2 separate regions of the Homo sapiens genome follow, and region 1 is linked to region 2. The links are chromatin contacts, found by Hi-C or POLR2A ChIA-PET in ENCODE. All regions are on one chromosome and are shown on one strand. Each heading gives the region's core, a stretch centred on a gene start or an enhancer-like site at or near the end of the contact. The rest is flanking DNA. Distances are from core to core; before and after follow the strand shown. Region 1 has its middle 18 kb from the start of SCGB1A1. Region 2 holds the start of EEF1G (eukaryotic translation elongation factor 1 gamma).

Region 1 (2,700 bases), core at 34-2,533, 170 kb before region 2:
TGGTGTGAGCAAGATGTTCCAGGCACCTCTAGGACCCAGCGGGCAGCACTGCCCTGACCTTCCTGGGGTCAGCTCCCAGGATGGGGTACAGTTGGCCCCTGGAGAGCTACCTGTGAGGGCTAGGGCACAAGCAGCATCAGGACTAAGCTGCAGGCCATTTGGTGCCACCCTGGCCCTGCCTGGGCTCTGAGACCCCATACCACACACAGCCTGGCTTTTGAGCCCATCTCAGCATCGAGGCTGCCCGTGGCGGCCACTAGGGTGGCAGCTGGGCCTGTGCTCAAGGATGAAGACCCAAGAATAAGGAAATCCCACCTCCTTCCCTGAACTCTCCACCCACACCAGTCCATCACAGCCCCTCCCAGAAGCGCTATCCCACCCATCCTCCAGAATGAGGTCACGCAGGGGGCTCCAGGGATTCCTCCTGCTGCCTGGATCCAGTCTAAACCCCTTGGCCGACTTTCAAGGCCCCATAGGCCAGCCCCTCCTGGCTGTAGGCCGGGTCCCCCACTGCCCCCCAGGATATGAGGGGCTCCCCAGGCCTTTGCACACCCAATTCCCTCTCCAGAAATGCCTTTCCTCCCTCAAAGGTCCTCACAGGGGGAACAGTAGTAACCTCTCTGAGAGGGTTGTTATGAGGATTGATTAACAACTGGAAAGTTCTCAGAAGTGTGCCTGCCCCTTCATAAGCCGTCGGTAAATGTTAGCTATTATTTTATTAACCATACCAACCAGAGTGAGCCGTTCCTTTTCTGAGCCCTGGCCCTCCTCATGGTCACCAGCCAGCAGCTTCTGAAATGCACCTCTGTTCCATGGACCCAAAGTTGCTTTAACCATTTTGGACACATGGACCAGCAGGGGCGCGGCTATTTCTGTGCAAGGCTTGGGCACTGGGCAGAACCCCAACCCTCCATGCTATTAACACAGAGGAGAACCCCAGCTTCATATTTTATGTTTTATGAAACACGTTTGCATCTATTTCTACTTTGTGGAGTAGCCAGGGCAGAAATCATCATTGCCATTTTCCAATCGGGGCCCCTGACACTCAGTGCTGTGGAGTGCCTTACCCGCGTCACACAGCAGGTAAGTGGCTGAGGCAGGCTTCGAGTTCAACTCTGCTTGATCCCAGGCCCAGGGCTTCTTCCTCAGCACCAAGCTGGGTCACAACCAGTTAAGTGCATCTCCCTCCTTCTGAAAAGTAGCTCAGATGCCAGAGGAATTAGAGACGGCCGCACAATGAAAACCAGACGCCCTGCCCCTCGTCTCTGGACCAGCTCCCAGGAAAGGGAGGACAGCTGGCTGATATGTGGCCTCTGCGCCCCGCCCTGCCCATGAGCTCAGCTCTGGCAGAAAGAGCTCCTCACTAGGGAAGGCCTGGTGAGCCCCTCGGCCTGGGAAAGCCTCTCCACAGAGCCAGGGCCAGACCACAGGGCAGCCGAACTCCAGAGGTCAGAACAAGGAGTGCCCAAGGCCAACCGCATTGCCATTAACCCTCTGTAACTTTCCCAGTCCTGCAAACTAGGTGCTGTGCCTGTTTTTCAGATGAGAAAACCGAGGTTTGGAGAAATGCGATTTTCACGCTAGCAAATGAGGATGCCAGGATGTGAGCCCGTATCATTGCAGCTGCACCTTCAGGCCAGTTCTGGGAAGCTCATAGTTGGGGGCTGGGGGAGTGGCTGTCCCTCTGTAGCTGCCTTGAGAACAGAGACCACCTCTGTCTTGCTCATAGCCATTCTCCGGCACCATGTGCAATAAATATCTGTGAAATGAAAGAATGAATCCCTAGATGCGTCCTTCACTTGTCCTGAGGAAGGCGGGATTACAGGTGCTTCAGCCCTGGCTGCGAAGGTGCCTGGTTGAGGCAAGCCCACCCTGAGGCCTGGGAAACACAGCCAGCCCTGCCCACCACCCCTCCTAACCCCACAGCCTACAGGGCAACTCCATCTGCACCAGTGACTTCACAGGGTTGGGGTCCCCTTGCCCTCTCTCCCTCCCCTGCCTTTGAGGACAAGAGCTCAGCTCCCAATCACTGGTGAAGCTCTTACGGGAGGGTCCCCAGCAGGTCAGGGCCTGCAGGAAGAGAGAGGGCAGGGCTCCATGAGAACAAGAGTTGGGGTGGAGGGAGCAAATGTGGGGGTGGTGAGAAGCTGAGAACAGAACAGGGGGATACAGGAGTACACACCTGGGGGCCCCCAAGTCACTGGCCCAGTGTACAAGGTGCTGCTGCCTACAGGAAGGCCCGTGGGGCTGAGGGCAGTGCCAGGCTGTGTGGAGCAAGGGGAGGCCGTGGCAGGGCTCAGGCTTGCGTGGGTGCGTGTGGGGTGGGATCCAAGTCCATGAGCCCAGGCAGAGGGATCATTCACATTCATTTAACAAACATAACAACAGCCATGGCCACAAAGCAGAAATAACAATGAAAGCAAACTCCACCCCAATCCTAACCCGCCTGCTGCTGGCCAGGAGAGCTCAGCACGCAGAGCTCAAAAAGACCCTGAATTGAACTGTGGCCCTGGCACCTGGCTGTGTCCCCCTCCCTCCGACCCCCCAACAAACCCCATTCTCCAGTCCCTGGGGGCACTTCCTCCTCCCATGACCGCTGCCCTCACCTCCCCAGCCCTGCCTCCTTTGACCCCGCTTTCATGCCTTTCGTAGTGTCCCATCGACTCCCAAGTGAAACCTCAATGCCTCTTTGGCACTCAC
Region 2 (2,700 bases), core at 38-2,537:
GGAGAAATTCAGGGGTGCGGTTGGTTTGGCCAAAATGGAAGTGGGGTGGTGCGGAGAGCACGCGGACCTGAGCCCCGCTGTACTGAGCAGCGATGAGAGCCTTGAAGGCCCTCCAGTTTTCAGGATACGTGTACAGGGTCTATGGGAGAAAGAGAGGGACAAAATTAATGAGTAGAAGGGTCCCAGTCCTTAATGCCACTCTCCAGGATGACTTTCCTGAATAATCCCAATGTATTCAACTCACCCTTTTACTTCCTCTGGTGAACCAAGTCCTTTAGTACTTGTCATATGTAATCAGAATCCTCCGAAATACCAAGAACAGAACTACACACCAACTGCTAAATAAAGCTTGTTGACAGATTTGACCTTCCCTAAGGACACCTCTGGAAGTATTCTCTTCCTCTCAAATCTATCTCCAAGAAATCCAGAACTTCTAGCTCCATCAGACTCCATCTGCCTACAAACATACTCTCCTCCCTTCCCGGAGCCCTCGCTTCATTCATTGATGGTTCCGAGCGCCTGCCTACTCTACTGCTCAGCTGCTCACCGCTTCAAAAGCATCGTCCTGTCTCTAAGGCACGCACGACGATCGAGAGATTTCTAGTTCCCCTCAGACTAGCCAGAGATAGGGGATGGCATGCCGTCTTCTTAAATCAACTCCTCTCTCTCAAAAAGCCTTTCTTTCCGTGTCGCGAATATCATCCCTCCGGTCCTGTCCCGCAGCGAGTTCCCCGGCGTTGGGCTTCTCTATTATGCCGGCCAGCGGAGTCCAATTGGTCTGACTTCACTGTCCGGAGAATCCTCTCGCTCCCAAACCTCCCTGAGAGACGACCTTTAACCGTGCCAGCCGGACCTGCCTACAAAGACCCTCCTCTTCAACCTGTCCCCTGTGTTACTCCACAAAACGGACACAGAAGTTCGTCAACCTGCCCAGATACCACGCCTCAAAGCGGCAACAGAGCCGAACCCCTTTCTCAGGCTTCGGACGGCCCAGACCCGGCATCTCTTTTCTCCTCTTCCCCAGACCCTTCCACCTCTGGCCTCCGAGAGCCCCAGCCTCAGTTCCCCTCCAGGCCCTAGGAACCCTACTCTCCAGCAGTACAGTCTGTAGACCCCCGAATCAGTTCCCCACTCAACCTCAGAACTCCTCTGGCGCCGACTGGCCCCACTCGGGCAAAGGATGGCGGTGGATAGGATGACCCGAACCACCAGAGCCAGCAAACTTACCCCAGCCGCCATGGTGATTCCGCAAAGAAAGGGGGTGGGGTTCTCGGCGCTGCCGCAAAGTAAGCCGCCCGGGAGAGAAGGGAGGGGGAAAGAGGAGAGCCGTGGAGAAACAGCAGCCGGAAAGCGAGGACGAAACAGAAGACATACGTACGACAGTTCGGTATCCAGTGGCGCTGAATTGGAAAAAGAACTGGGTGGGTGGGGCCTGCTGGCCAGCGCGGAAAAAGCTCGGGCCTGCGCATTGGAGCTCTTGACTGGCCCGCCCCCCAGGTGCAGCGGGCCAATCGGAGTCTAGACGTGGAGGTAGACAGCGTGGAGGGCGGGGAAGTTGTGAGAACCCGCTGGAAAAGCCGCGAGTTCTTGGCTACGTGGCGCGGTTGTTGGCCCGGCGCGGCCAGTGCTACTGGGGGCGTCCCTCTCTGGCCCTCCCAGGGACAAGTGACTTGATGGTAGATTTTGCCAAGCCCCTCACATGATTCTATGAAACTCATGGGAGCGAGGAACAGCTGCTGCGCGGAGGTGGCAGTGTGTGTGCTAAATCCCTTTAGTTCCTGCTCTGCTTTTCCTCCAGAAAGGGATGAGCGTCTAACAGGGGCCCCGGTCTGAACCCGCCTGCCAAAGTGAGGTTTGCTCACATCCAACCCCTGACAGCTCCAGGGTGCTGTTACTGCGAGCAGGGCACCGGCCCTCCGGCCCGAAGCAGGGCAGGGACATGAGGGAGAACGCGCCCTGTCCCTCCCACCTCCTCCGGACTCGGCCCCTGGAGGGGCTGACGCTGGAAGACCTGACATCGTCGCTTCTGATGTTCATGGCTTTTGACCCATGTTCAGGTTTGAAATCTCTTACCCAGTTTAAGAACGGGATGAACTCTCCTCGTTTAAAGGAGAGAATGAAGAACGCTGAACGCAAATCTCCGTCCTTGTGCGCATAAATCTGAGGCGACAGGAAGAATGTGGAGGCAAACCTGGCTCTTCTCAGTACTGCTGGAGCCACCCACCGCTCTGCCATTCAGGAACTCTGCGCGGGTGCCAGGTGCCACGCGCGGTGCTGCCCCCGCACTCCCCTCGAGCTGTGCGAACTGTAGGAAGGAGAAGCTGGTGGGGTGGAGAGCAACAGGGAGAGACCCATGTTCGGGGTCAGACGGGAGCAGCTGCAGGAAGTTCTGGGGGAGGGGAAGGGGGATTATGACCAGATGGAAATGAAAGGAAACGGGAGACTGTATTAATAAACTAGCAGCTTTATTGCCCTTCAGGGGCCATGTCTTCACTTGAGATGTCGAATTGCTTGAGGGAGGAAAACCTGTAAGAAATGATGGAGATCAGGGAACAGGCCTTGGGGATCCTGGAGCGGGGTCACAGTGAGCATTCGGTCAGCCGGGGAGACAGACGCCACAAAGCTCAGCAGGGGCTCAGTTTCTGGCCTCTCTTCGCCACCACTCAGTCCTTTCAGCTCCTGGGTGACCTGAGCCTCAGT

Evidence for each region. Hi-C counts contacts between places; a loop is a spot of excess contacts on that map. ChIA-PET counts read pairs that join two places held with the same protein, here RNA polymerase II (POLR2A). Pooled maps may share reads with other maps.
Region 1: a loop to region 2 is called in a pooled map, with 2.0 times the contacts of the local background. The contact joins the enhancer-like site here to the promoter of EEF1G in region 2. A Hi-C loop is called at or near these places in 38 of 168 maps with a recorded cell type or tissue (A673, CD4-positive, alpha-beta T cell, CD4-positive, alpha-beta memory T cell and 23 more), 8 of 37 single-sample maps with no recorded cell type and 32 of 50 pooled maps. POLR2A ChIA-PET finds 5 or more read pairs at or near these places in 30 of 52 experiments (A549, A673, AG04449 and 24 more).

What each region holds. Positions count from the first base shown.
Region 1 is chr11:62,399,653-62,402,352 of GRCh38, forward strand. It overlaps a transcript of ASRGL1 not described here. Among named protein-coding and RNA genes, the nearest start is that of SCGB1A1, 18 kb to the right of the region's middle. Within about 2 kb of position 1,284, at least 21 of the 41 ENCODE cell types and tissues checked have a DNase peak (open chromatin) inside an H3K27ac peak, as active enhancers do; they include ascending aorta, dorsolateral prefrontal cortex, gastrocnemius medialis and 4 more, where a contact is called at or near this core.
Region 2 is chr11:62,572,604-62,575,303 of GRCh38, forward strand. It overlaps EEF1G (eukaryotic translation elongation factor 1 gamma), which reads right to left and starts at 1,288. Exons shown (of 10, transcript NM_001404.5): 1 at 1,228-1,288; 2 at 1-139. The coding sequence starts at 1,239. It overlaps TUT1 (terminal uridylyl transferase 1, U6 snRNA-specific), which reads right to left. Exons shown (of 9, transcript NM_022830.3): 9 at 2,449-2,700. The coding sequence ends at 2,491. RefSeq lists enhancers at 1,257-1,456, 1,412-2,373, 2,157-2,216, 2,374-2,700.